Linked DNA regions of Homo sapiens: all the other regions are linked to region 3. A link is a contact called in ENCODE Hi-C or POLR2A ChIA-PET data. All regions are on one chromosome and are shown on one strand. Each heading gives the region's core, a stretch centred on a gene start or an enhancer-like site at or near the end of the contact. The rest is flanking DNA. Distances are from core to core; before and after follow the strand shown.

Region 1 (4,128 bases), core at 1,614-4,113, 5.2 Mb before region 3:
AAACTGTCTCAACGCAGCCACAGGACTAAACCCAAGGCCTCTCCTAGCCACAGGAAAGTAACTTCCTCCTTTCAGCTTCAGGCACTTTGCAGGGCAGTAGCACAGGCCTTAACCTCTTCGTGGCAGTCGCAGGACAGCAGCTCCCTGAGACAAAGGAGCCAGGGCCTGGACTCGCTTCTTCCTCAGATACCTCAGTGTCTGGGACCCTATTCCTTGGAGCCCAAGCTTCCTGGTCCTTCTCCCAGGATCTAGGAGCCCAGGACCTAATCCTTCCTCCTTCAGACCCACGAGTCCAGACCCCAGCCCCTCCTCCCTCAGACCCAGGAGCCCAGGCCCCCAGCCCCTCCTCCCTCAGACCCAGGAGCCCAGGCCCCCAGCCCCTCCTCCCTCGGACCCAGGAGTCCAGACCCCAGCCCCTCCTCCCTCGGACCCCGGAGTCCAGGCCCCCAGCCCCTCCTCCCTCGGACCCCGGAGTCCAGGCCCCCAGCCCCTCCTCCCTCGGACCCAGGAGTCCAGACCCCAGCCCCTCCTCCCTCGGACCCAGGAGTCCAGACCCCAGCCCCTCCTCCCTCGGACCCAGGAGCCCAGGCCCCCAGCCCCTCCTTCCTCGGACCCAGGAGTCCAGACCCCAGCCCCTCCTTCCTCGGACCCAGGAGTCCAGACCCCAGCCCCTCCTCCCTCGGACCCCGGAGTCCAGACCCCCAGCCCCTCCTCCCTCGGACCCAGGAGCCCAGGCCCCCAGCCCCTCCTCCCTCGGACCCAGGAGCCCAGGCCCCCAGGCCCCCAGCCCCTCCTCCCTCGGACCGAGGAGCCCAGGCCCCCAGCCCCTCCTCCCTCGGACCCCGGAGTCCAGGCCCCCAGCCCCTCCTCCCTCGGACCCCGGAGTCCAGGCCCGCTGCCTACTCACCAGCGGTCTTAGCAGAGGAATCCACGGAGAAAGATCTGGTGGTGGAGACGGATTAAGCCACACTTGGAACAGGCTGTAAGAGCACCTGAGGGGGAGGTAGGCCGTTAGCGTCCGTTTGGACAGGCTCCTCCCTCTAGGGATCGAACGCCCTGCGGAGACAGGAACGTGGCGTGGAACCCAGCAGGGCCCTGGCGGTGACCCCGGGTAAGCCCCGCCCCCTCCCCTCCCCGTTCAGTTAACTGTTTGGGCTGCGGCGGACGGAACCCAGCGAAAGTGCACGCCCCGCGGGCCGGCGTGGGCGCGTGTGTGATCTTAACCCCGCGGGGGCGGGGGTGCGGGCGGCAGTGGCGGGAGAACCCTGGGCGGCGGCTGTGGAGGCGGGCGGCCCAGCCAGAGCCGGTGTCTCCGCGCCTTATAAGGGCTTCGAGTCGGCCCAGGCATCTGGAATGTGTCAGGGACCAGGAGGCGGTGCCCGGACCCCCGCCCGCCTCCGGGGCTGCCCGCCCTCTCCCGGATTTCCGGGGGGTGGGGACCCCGACTCTCAGGGTTGGAGGCCTGCATTTCTGGATCCCTATAAACATGGGCTGAGAGCCCCCCCAAGAGCATCTCTAAGACCGGAGTGGGCAGGGACCCGGGCCTCTGAGGGGCTCAGGCTCCAGGCCGGAAACTGCACGCGGTGCTGGCGTCAGGCCCGAGGCCCAGCTACGCCTCCCACGGCCTCCCTAATCGCCATTCGGGGCTTGCGGGAGCACCTGGGAGGCTCCACCCGGAGCCAGACACTGCCTGCCCCCACGCCCCTCCAGGACCCTCGAAGGAGAAGGAAATCGGGACTGGCCCAGCGTCCCGTGCTCTAGAAGGCGGGCTACTGCCCCGTCCCAAGCAGGGGAGGAGGACGAGCGAGGGCGTCACTCATTCTGTCCCCCGCGGAAGGTGGGCTAGCCGCGGAGGGGGGCGCGCAGGGGAGGGGGGCGCGCCGAGGGGAGGGGAGGGGAGGGGTCCACCCCGCCCTTAGGGCCTCCAGCCATCGCCCGAGATCAGAGCTCAGGAATGCGCAGCCAGACCCTGGAGGGTGAGGAAACACCCCTCCGGGATTCCTCGCAGCGCACCCGACTCTCCGGGCCACACCCAGCCCCTCAGTGTCCTCCCTCGTCCACTCCAGACGCCACACCCATCGCTCACGCTGAGAATCGGGCCCCGGAACCCCAGCTTCGGCTCTCGGCACCCAGAGGTGCGGGACGCAGCCCTGTCTTCTCCTCCTTTCCCAGCTCCTTCTGCACTTCGGAAGCACGGGGCTGGATCTTAACACCCCCCTCCCTCGGCCTTTCAGGAGCCCAAAGTTCCGATTCTGTCTGTCCCCTGGATGGGGAGGGGTCAGTAATTCTGAATTCCTTCCATTCTCATTCCCAAACCCAGGACACCTAACCCTAAGCGCTTCCCCTCCTAAAGGACCTCCACGTACCAGATTCCAGCCTCCAACTAGGGCACCTACGAGTCCCCATCTCTCTACTCCCGCAGACCCAGCCCCTCCTCCCTCAGACTCAGGAGTCCAGGCCCAGCTCCTCCTCCCTCAGACCCAGGAGTCCAGGCCCTCAGCCCCTCCTCCCTCGGACCCAGGAGTCCAGACCCCCCAGCCCCTCCTGCCTCGGACCCGGGAGTCCAGACCCCCAGCCCCTCCTCCCTCAGACCCCGGAGTCCAGGTCCCCTTCCCCACTCTTCCAGACGTATGACCTCCACAGTCCAGGTCCTCAGCCCTCTCCTCTGCAGAACCCCAAGAATCCTGGCCCAGCCCCAGTCTTTCTAGGGACCCAGACATTCTGAGACCCAGCCCATTCCTCTCTCTGGCCATAAAGACCCTAGACTGTTGCTTATGCCCTCTGGGGTCCCCACAACCTCACCTCAGGCAGCCAGTGGCGACTGCGGCTGAAGCAAAGACGACAGCGGCAGCTGGAAGGGTCTGAGGGCTGGGTGGGGTTGGAGGGCTGGGGAGCCAGCGCGGGCGGGACGGGGGCGGGGCCGGGGCGGGGCGCAGCTCCGGCTAGGGCGGTGGACAGGGACTTCCCCGAGTCTGGGCTATCCCAGCCCCGCCCCGAGGCGGGGCCAAGAGCAGACCACGCCCCCCAGAGTAAAAGTAGCGTGGAGCTCCCGCCCCACCCCAGTGAGCAGGGTGGAGGGCTGAGGTCACGGTTGCCGTGGTGACAAAACAGGAAGACACAACAGCTGGCGGCGTGGAGACTCCTGGGGGCTGCCCTCCTCGACACAGCCCTAGAGGAGTCTCCCGGGTAGGCCAGGGAAGACCGTTACCATAGAAACCCCGCATGTTTAGGGTTTGTTTAGTGCAGAGCCCCCCAGCTCAGGTCCCCGCCCCCGTCTCACCTCACTCCTTTCTTCCGCTCCCTTCCTACCCCCTCCTTCCTGGTCTGTTCCGCCCCCACCCCTTCCTTGCCGGATGAAACCTTAGACACCTGGGTCGCAGCGGATTGGGGGACCAGGCCCCTCAGTTCAATGGGGGGGCTAGGATCTCTGTCTCTTGGAGCCCTGAGGGAGAGCAGAATTGAGAGCAGTATTCCTGGGCTTTAGGTGGTTCTGGGCTACGATCCCTGACTGATGGGTCTCCCCAAGAAACAGAGGCTAGATTCCTGTATTTAAGGACTTGAAGGGGCGGCAAAATGCTCCCCTAGTACCCACTGGCACCGGGCGCCGCAGGGTAAGGGACTCGGGCTGGACGCAGGTCTCAGATATCACAGTGGATAGGGGTGGGGTGTGTTGGGGGCAAAATTCCTGGGAGCTAGCGCGGTAGCAGTTGGGGGCCCGGATTCCTGGGCTCCACAGGATGCCTAGGCTGAGGCCCAGATTCTTGGCTCAAAAGAACAATCAGGCCTGGGCGCGGTGGCTCACGCCTGTAATCCCAGCATTTCGGGAGGCTGAGGAGGGAGGATCCCTTGAGCCCAGGAGTTCGAGACCAGCCTGGGCAACATAAGGAGACTCTGCTCTATTAAAAATAAATCATCATGATCATCATAATAGAACCATTAAAGCTCAGACTCGGGTTTTCCGAGCAGGTGTTGCAAGCCTAGCCGCCTGGGTCTGGAAGGCAGCGATATTTTTGGCCTACATTCCTGACTCCTGGATGGAGGGAGGGACTCAGAATTTTAATGAGGATGGGGCTGGGGCTGGGGCTTGGGGCTCTGGATTCACGGATCCTGCAAGAGGGGAAGGGATCC
Region 2 (4,033 bases), core at 1,346-3,845, 6.8 Mb after region 3:
AGAAGGGGAAACTAAATTGAAGACACCCCCTGGGCTCAGCGCCAGTTCAAGTCCCTTCTTTATATTCATTCATTTAACTCCCACAGCCCCTATATGGTGGGTGCTTTCATTCTCCCAAGTTTTGGATGGGGAACCTCAGGCTCTAGAGGGCTACCTGGGTATTGGGGGTCCCTCGGCCCAGGCCCTCGCCCGGCTGACTCAGAGGTCCGAGGGGGCTCACCCTGAACAGCAGCAGCGTCCCAGGCACCACCGCGCAGAACAGGAGGATGATCCCCTCGGCTGTGATGATTCGGTTCTTGGTGCCCTCCCCCATGTCCAGGAAGGGCCTGGGGGGCGGCTCTGCAAGGAGGTAGTATGGCTCAGAGCCCTGGCCCCTCTTGCCCTCCCTAGCCTCCTGGCCCCGCCCACCTCCTGCAAGGCCCCAGACCCCCCAGAGACCCCACTCTGCAGAGGAGAATGTCCGTCCCTCTGTCCAAGCCGGTTTGAAACCCACATTGAAGGTACTGGCTCTATCCCCACTTCAAAGATAAACCGAGTGTCCCCAGCGGGACAGTGGGAGTAGGGGCCAGGGCTGGGCCACTCACGGCGCACGCGGAGGTAGGTGCCGCAGGACTGCTGGTATGACTCGTTGCCCTCCTGGACCCGGCACACGTATATGCCCCCATGGCTCTTGTTCACATTCTGGATGATCAGCGTACCATTGGGGTCCTCGCCCGGGCCCAAGAACTCAGGGGGCCACGTGTAGTTGCCATGGAGGACGCGCCACCAGGTGACGTTGGCGTTGTTGCTGCTATTGTGCGGGCATTGGAAGTGGGCGTCTTCCCCCAGGCTCACCATCAATGATGCTGGGACCTTGTGCATCCACAGGGCCTGGCACCCAGGGCCTGTGGAGAGACAGGGTGGGTGGGTCAGGGACTGGGGATGGTGACACATTTCCCCAGCCCTGGCCCCTGCAGTTCCAGCACTCCTGGGAAGAGGGTGAGGACTCTCCTGGGTGGGGAGGGAGAGAGAGAGCCCCTGACAGGGGCTGATACATCCTGGGGAGAGGGGGGATGCGGGAAAGTGAAGAAGCCCCTGGGAAGGAGAGAGGACATACCTGGTTGGGGTGGGTGAGGATATCCTGGGAGAGGAGAATGAGACTCCCTGGGATGGTAAGACCCCTGGGAGGCCCTTCTCACCTCTGCAGCGCCATCTCTTGCCCCCCTCCCGCATACCCACTTTGTACTCTGGCCCTGTGAACTCTCTGGATTTTGGATGTTTGTTCCAGGCACTGGAGGACCGCTGTCCAGACAGCTCCTTCCAGAAGCAGTGCAGGCGTCCCCTCCTCCCGCAGCCTTCCCGGTCCATTTTTGCACCCCAGCCTCAGCCAGGCCCAGCACCTGGCGCTTTTTCTTGTGTAATCATTCACAGAACCCTAGAAGTAGGTTCTCTCCTTAGCCCCATTTTACAGGAGGGATGGCTGAGGCTCTGGGAGGGCAGGCGGGTTGCCAGCATCACCAGGCAGTCAGGAGTGGCACTGGGTTCAAACTCTTGGCTCCCTGGCCTCTCCCTGCCTGGGCTGAGGAGCCAGTCTGTGGCCTGCCCTGGCCTGTGACCCTGTGCCTGGCCCTCATTCTCTGTAAGTTGTATGTGTCAACCTAGGGGTCAGGGGTGAGTTCAGTCCTTGGGCTGGGCTGCTGGTGATTGAAGGGGCTCAGAGCGGGGTGGAGACTGGGGGTGTCTCTGAGTGAGACGAGGCGGCTCAGGCTGGCTGCAGTGTCCAATCCGGGCTCCTCTGGGAAGCCCCAGCTCTCAGCCAGGCCTCCCACATGGCCAGTCCCCTCTTCTGGAGGTAGGTGGAGGAGGGAGGTGAGGAAGAGAGAAGGAGGAAGAGATGGGGAGAGGGGCCGAGCACCCTCATCGTCACGGGCTTAAGACTCAGACGTGAACTCCAATCCTTGCTCCCAGTGTCCCCTTGGGTGGGGAACCTTTTTCTCTGAACTCCTGGGTTAGCGTGGCCACAGCCCCTGCCAGCTGTCCTTGAGCAGGTGAGGGGGAGTCCATGAGACACCCATTCCCCCAGTGCTGAGAAGGGACTCCCAACAGAGAGAGGCACCTGAGGTTTAAGGCAGAGAAAGCTTTTTCTCCCCTTGACAGACGCTGAATGCTGCTACCCCTAAGTCCCCTTCCTGCCCCCAGCCCTGGTGCTCAGTCAAGAGCAACTTTAGTTCCTTATTTTGGCCTGTGGGGAACAGGAGGTGGGGGAGGTGACTCTTGCTCCTGCCTCCCTGTGTGAGACTGTGGACGCCCCTTCTCCTTCGCTGGGCTCCCTCCAGCCCCACCTTGGCCCATCTTGGCACAGATACGATTTCTATAGGCATCTTCCCTGGGTCCCCTATCCTCTGCCTCCTCTTCCCCTTTCCCTGAGCCCCCTTCCCTCTGCCTGTGCCCTCTCTGCAGCCTCCACAGCTTCCCCCACCTCCCGCCAGTTCCTGCCCTTTGGCCACATACCCAGGTAGACAGCAGACAGCAGGAAGAGGAGGAAGATGGTGGCAGGCAGAGCTTGGAGGACTCCTGGACCCCCAGGCATCTTCTCCCAGTGGGTTGGTTAGTTTGAGTTGCAGCAGTCCCAGGGTACCAGATCCCTACCCCAAACCCCACCCTACTTCCTGCCCAGCCCCCCGGAGATGGGCTCCAGTGGCCCTCGCTACTGGGCCCTTTGCTTGTTGGGCCTGGGGACAGCCCCTGCCGGGTATGCTTCAGGCTGTGAGTGGAGAGAAACTGCTCCCTGCACCTGTGGTGGCCACAATTCCCCTGAGAGGTGGCTGCTTGGGTGGGGGAAGAGGCTGGTTCAAGGGCTGGCTCGTCACTGCTGAGCCTTTGGAAGGAAGCCTAGGGAACCTGAGTCCTGGGCATGTGTCATGGGCAGGTGATGGTTCTGAGCTTGACCTCTCCCCCTGCCTGGACTTGGGCAAACCTTGTCCCTTCCCTGACCCCATTTCCTTGCTTCTTGGGATTAGAAACAAGGACTTAAAGGGGTTGTCACATGCACAGAAATGGCCCACAGTAGGCGCCCAGTAAATGTTAGTCACTATAAATACTCATGAAGAATAAATAAGGCAGGCTGACCTGTGGCTGACTACCCGTGTGACTAGGTGGGCACTTTGATCCTTCGAAGCTTGACATTTTTCATCTGTGAGATGAGGACCAGAATGTCTCCCTGTCTCATTATGTGATACGAGATGGTGTTCCTGGTATTCAAGGAGTGAGAACCATGATCAGCTCTTTACTGGAATTCTTTTTTTAAAAAAACAGGCCAGCTATGGTGGCTTATGCCTGTAATCCCAGCCCTTTGGGAGGCTGAGACAGGAGAATCACCTGAGGTCGAGTTTGAGACCAGCCTGGCCAACATGGCGAAACCCCATCTCTACTAAAAATACAAAATTAGCCAGATGTTGTGGCACATGCCTATTATTCCAGCTACTCAGGAGGCTGAGGCAGGAGAATCAGTTGAACCCAGGAGGTGGAGGTTGCAGTGAGCTGAGATCACACCATTGCACTCCAGCCTGGGTGACAAAAGCGAAACTCTGTCTCTAATAATAACAATAATAACAACAACAACATATATTTTTCTTCTTTTTTTTTTTTAAGAGGGATGGGATCTTGCTATATTGCCCAGGCTGGTCTTGAACTCCTGGCCTCAAGCAATCCTCCTGCCTCAGCTTCCCAAAGTGCTGGGATTACAGGCATGTGCCACTGTGCACAGCCAGAAGTTGTTTTATATTGACCTGCCATGACTGGCAAGGTAGGCCATCCCCCATTTTACAGAGGGGGAAACCGAGGCCAGAGAGGGGAGGTTGTCACTTGCGGGTGTCATACAGTCTAGGGGTGGTGGACAGAGATTCAAAGTCATCTTTGTGTTGCTCCCAGTTTCCTTTGAGCATGTCTGGTAGGAGGGAAATGAGGTCTGAGTGGGGAGGGCGGAGTTGCTGAGATATTTGTGAGCAGTTAGGGGACCCTCACACACATACAAGGGGATATATAAAATAAATTT
Region 3 (4,036 bases), core at 485-2,984:
TGACGTCACCAAGACCATTCACTATTCACTCCCAGTTTCCCACCCTCCTTCCACTGCAGATGCACTCCCTGAGACTCCTGAGCCAGAATCCTCCATCTCAGATCTTCCAGAGCCTCAGCGGTAACAGCCGGCCCCTGCAGCCCTTGGCCCACAGGGCACTGAGGGGCAACAGGGACCCCCGGCACCCCGAGAGGCGCTGCCGAGGCCCCAACTACCGCCTGCATGGTATGGTCCAGTCTGCACCCCCTCTAAGTCTTGGGCTAACCCTCTTATATGTGTCTCCCCTTGGTGTCTCAGTGTGATTCAGTCCCATCCTCCTTCCTGCGTCTATATGGTCTAGCCTCGTGAGCTGTCTCTTTTTCTCTCTTTCCCTACATGTCTATGTGGTACAGTCCACCTGCCAGCCCTAGGCCATTGCTAGCCCACGATTTGTCTTTCCTCTTCACTGCTTTGTAACTTGGTCTATAACCCTTGACCCCTGCCTTCCTATGGTCCAATTACCTACTGTTCTGTGCTTCCTATTACTGTGAATTTCCAAAATGGTACAATTTGGATCCTCTCTCCCTTTCCAAGTCGTACTACCTTACGCTGTTCCACAATCTGATGCTCCCTTCCCCCTTACTGAGAATCTACAAGGTACAACCCCTTCCCTCCACCTCTGCCTCCCTGTGGTTTAGCCCAGGAATCTCACACACCCCCGGCTTCGCAACATGGTACAGTCCACACCCCCCCCCCCCCATGAAGACCTTCAAGTAGTTCAGCCTACTGCTGAATCTGGACGTCCCGATTCCCCCCTCCTATTGGCTTCTTGTGGTTCAGCCCAGTGCTTCTCGACCTAGTACATTCTGGTTCCCCGCTCGCAGACTTCCGACGGTAGGGCCCAGCGCGGCGCAGCCCACGCCCCCTGCACACCCCCCGCCCCTTCCATCCTATACTGACGCCCCCTGCCGTTGTTCTCTGTCTTACAGTGGATGGTGTCCCCCATGGTCGCTGAGACTCCCCTTCGAGGATTGCACCCGCCCGTCCTAAGCCTCCCCACAAGGCGAGGGGAGTTACCCCTAAAACAAAGCTATTAAAGGGACAGAATACTTCCTGTTTTCTCAGTGGTCTGATTCTAGGCGCGGTGGGGAAACATTTGGGTATTAAAGAACAGACTTCTTCCGGAAACCAATCTTCCTCTTTCTAAACCTCCGCTCTCGGTATTTTGGCTTCCTGCTTCTCAAAACCATCTTTAGGACCGCGGCCCCTTTAAGCGGCGCCCCTTTTCCCCCCATCACCCCCCTCGCCATCAGGCAGCACGAGCAGAGCCATGTGCTTCCCCCTCCCGCCTGCCTCATTGGCCCAAACTGGGTCACGGTCCCGCCCCCCAGTACCGCCTCCCATTGGGCAAATGTAGGTCAGTGTCCCGCCTCCCACCGAAAGGCAAGGCAACTTCACGCGCTGAGCCCCTCACGCGCCCTCCTGGGCCCTGGCGGACCCAGAGGCCCCATTGGCTGTGCGTCTCAAGGTGTCGGAGACGATTGGTCCGTGTTTGCAGCCGGAGGGAGGCACGCGGCTGGGTTGCATGCCCATAGAGGCTGGCGGGGCTGGACGCGCCGGGCGGGGACCCGGAGGAGGGGCGCGCGCTGTGGCGTCGGGTGTTTTGGTTTGGATTTTTTTTTCCGCGAAAGAAGTTTGCTTTGGCCACGCCTCAAGGCGGCCGCCTCCTCCTGCCCCCTCCTCCGCCCCTCCGCGCACACCTCTCGGTGCAGATTGCAAAGCGCCTTCCGTTGCGAGAGCTGCAGATTTTGCAAGAGCCAGGCTCGCCCACCTTGTAGAAGGAGCGCCTTGAGTCCCCTCTCACCCTCGGTTGCAAAGAGCCGACCGCTTGATCTGGACACCCCCTCGCCCAGATTGCATGATCTCCCGGGACCCTCTTGAGTTGCACGTTTCTGCACCGAGGACCTCAAATCCCCGTCGCTCCTAGGATTTGCAGCGTTCTGGATACTGGAGGGTTGCAGGCTACACTCGCCCGCCCCTGGGCAGACACTCGTCCAAACCACTGGAGTGTGCTGGTGACTGGCAGGCCAGCCCTTCGCCTCTCCATGAACCCGTGAGCCTGGGGGCAGGTGCCAGGCGATGGCGCGGCCTGTGAGCGACAGGACCCCGGCCCCTCTGCTGCTGGGCGGCCCGGCCGGGACACCCCCTGGCGGGGGAGCGCTGCTTGGGTTGCGGAGCCTTCTGCAGGGGACCAGCAAGCCCAAAGAGCCGGCCAGCTGTGAGTTCTAACCCCCATCTCACCCACTTCGGACACCCTACCCCCTTAGGGACTCAGGTGCCGTGGGGTGGGGTCCCATAGAAACCTGCGTGCGGGGAGTCCATCTTCCCAACCTTAATCTACTCAATTACTCAGGTGTTTAGGCCCCTAGATCCCTTAGCGCCCAGGACCCAAAAGCGCCGGCTCTGAAGCCCGTCCACCCTAAGGACCCAGGCACCAACGTCCCCAACGTCCTCCCCGCTTAGTTCACAAGAGTGTAGGCCCCAGCCTCCTCTTCCTTTTGGTCCGGGAGTCTGGACCCCTGGGGTCCCAGGGAGGGGGTGTGTCGGGTGCTCACACGGTGGTGACACGGGCTTGGGCGGGGCGTCATGGGGTCACATGGAGTCTAGGGATGAGGGATGTGCCCCAGGAATAGAGCCCCTTCCTGCCCCTTACAGATGGTGGGGGAGGGGAAGGGGGTACAGCGCGCAGGGGATGGGGGTTGGGTAATTACAGTGAAATTACAGAGCTGTCATTTTTTCTCTCACCTGCCCAACCCTCCACCTACCCTGTCCCTGCCCCCCTATTCCTGAACTTCCGTCTCTCTTTCTCTGGTTCGCTGTCTTTCTGTGTGTCTATTCCTTCCCGGCATTCTGTCCCCATCTCTGTGAATCTGTCCACCTGTCTCTGCCACCCCCGTCTCCATTCTTTCTGGGTCTCTCTCCCACTCTGCGTCTCCGTCCCTTTTTCTCCCGTCTCTCCTCTCCGACCCCCCGTCCCCTCTTTCTCTGGATCTCCGCCCTGTGCCTCTCGGACTCGGGGTCTCTTCTCCATCTCTATCTCCCCCACCTCACCCTCATCCCAACCCGTCTTTCCCGGCCCGCAGGTCTCCTGAAGGAAAAGGAGCGCAAGGCGGCCCTGCCTGCAGCCACAACCCCTGGGCCAGGCCTGGAGACTGCGGGCCCGGCGGATGCCCCGGCTGGGGCAGTGGTGGGCGGAGGGTCCCCGCGGGGGCGCCCGGGGCCGGTGCCCGCCCCGGGTCTGTTGGCGCCACTGCTGTGGGAGCGCACGCTGCCGTTCGGCGATGTGGAGTACGTAGACCTGGACGCCTTCCTGCTGGAGCACGGGCTCCCGCCCAGCCCGCCGCCCCCCGGTGGCCCGTCGCCGGAGCCGTCGCCCGCGCGGACGCCCGCACCCTCCCCAGGGCCGGGTTCGTGCGGCTCGGCTTCCCCCCGCTCCTCTCCTGGGCACGCCCCCGCCCGGGCTGCCCTCGGGACCGCCAGCGGCCACCGCGCAGGTGCGGCGAAGGGGGCGGGGCGGGTCCTGACGGGGCGGGGCTTGGACTCAGGGGGCGGGGCTGTGCGACGCTGGGGGCTGGGACCGTGGGACCTGGCTGCGGCCTCGAATTCTGTGTCCAGTTGTCGAGAGGTGTCGTGGGAGGGGGCCAGATTCGGTGTCTCTTAATGGGTCAGGGACCAATGGATCCATGGGGGAGGAGAGACTTGGAACCCTAAATTCCAGGAAGCCTGCCCAATGAGATTTTGTGGGTTTTTCTGTGGGACTTGGGGACAAACGATGTGGATACTCGTGAAGCCAGAACTGGAAGTCCGGAACACCAGAGTTATTTACTGGGGAGTGGACTGACCCCCGAATCTGGGCCCATAATCGATGGAACTGGGATAGGACTGGAGCCCCTAGGTCCTTTACAGGGGCAAAGGCAAAGGAGAGGCACAGAATTCTGTTTACCCAGGACATAAGAGACTGGCAGCCCAGGTCCCTGGGTCCCCCAGTGGGGCGTGC

Evidence for each region. A loop is a pair of places that touch in the nucleus more often than their neighbours do. ChIA-PET counts read pairs that join two places held with the same protein, here RNA polymerase II (POLR2A). Pooled maps may share reads with other maps.
Region 1: a pooled map shows a loop between it and region 3 (7-fold over the local background). The contact joins the promoter of MYADM here to the promoter of DBP in region 3. A Hi-C loop is called at or near these places in 1 of 168 maps with a recorded cell type or tissue (CD4-positive, alpha-beta T cell) and 6 of 50 pooled maps. POLR2A ChIA-PET finds 5 or more read pairs at or near these places in 1 of 52 experiments (A673).
Region 2: a pooled map shows a loop between it and region 3 (5-fold over the local background). The contact joins the promoter of CD79A here to the promoter of DBP in region 3. A Hi-C loop is called at or near these places in 2 of 50 pooled maps. POLR2A ChIA-PET finds 5 or more read pairs at or near these places in 3 of 52 experiments (CD4-positive, alpha-beta T cell, GM10248 and activated T-cell).

What each region holds. Positions count from the first base shown.
Region 1 is chr19:53,866,618-53,870,745 of GRCh38, reverse strand. It overlaps MYADM (myeloid associated differentiation marker), which reads right to left and starts at 2,863. Exons shown (of 3, transcript NM_138373.5): 1 at 2,803-2,863; 2 at 908-992. It overlaps MYADM-AS1 (MYADM antisense RNA 1), which reads left to right and starts at 1,639. Exons shown (of 3, transcript NR_184033.1): 1 at 1,639-1,837. RefSeq lists enhancers at 146-1,059, 1,060-1,973, 3,083-4,058 and a silencer at 1,248-1,307.
Region 2 is chr19:41,875,841-41,879,873 of GRCh38, reverse strand. CD79A (CD79a molecule) reads right to left here and starts at 2,595. Exons shown (of 5, transcript NM_001783.4): 1 at 2,491-2,595; 2 at 585-884; 3 at 221-339. The coding sequence starts at 2,569. RefSeq lists a silencer at 2,394-2,453 and an enhancer at 3,861-3,930.
Region 3 is chr19:48,635,077-48,639,112 of GRCh38, reverse strand. DBP (D-box binding PAR bZIP transcription factor) reads left to right here and starts at 1,734. Exons shown (of 4, transcript NM_001352.5): 1 at 1,734-2,257; 2 at 3,123-3,533. The coding sequence starts at 2,119. CA11 (carbonic anhydrase 11) reads left to right here. Exons shown (of 9, transcript NM_001217.5): 8 at 60-225; 9 at 969-1,167. The coding sequence ends at 994. It also overlaps the pseudogene SEC1P. RefSeq lists an enhancer at 517-686 and silencers at 1,297-1,516, 1,687-1,796, 2,027-2,146, 3,183-3,242, 3,363-3,672.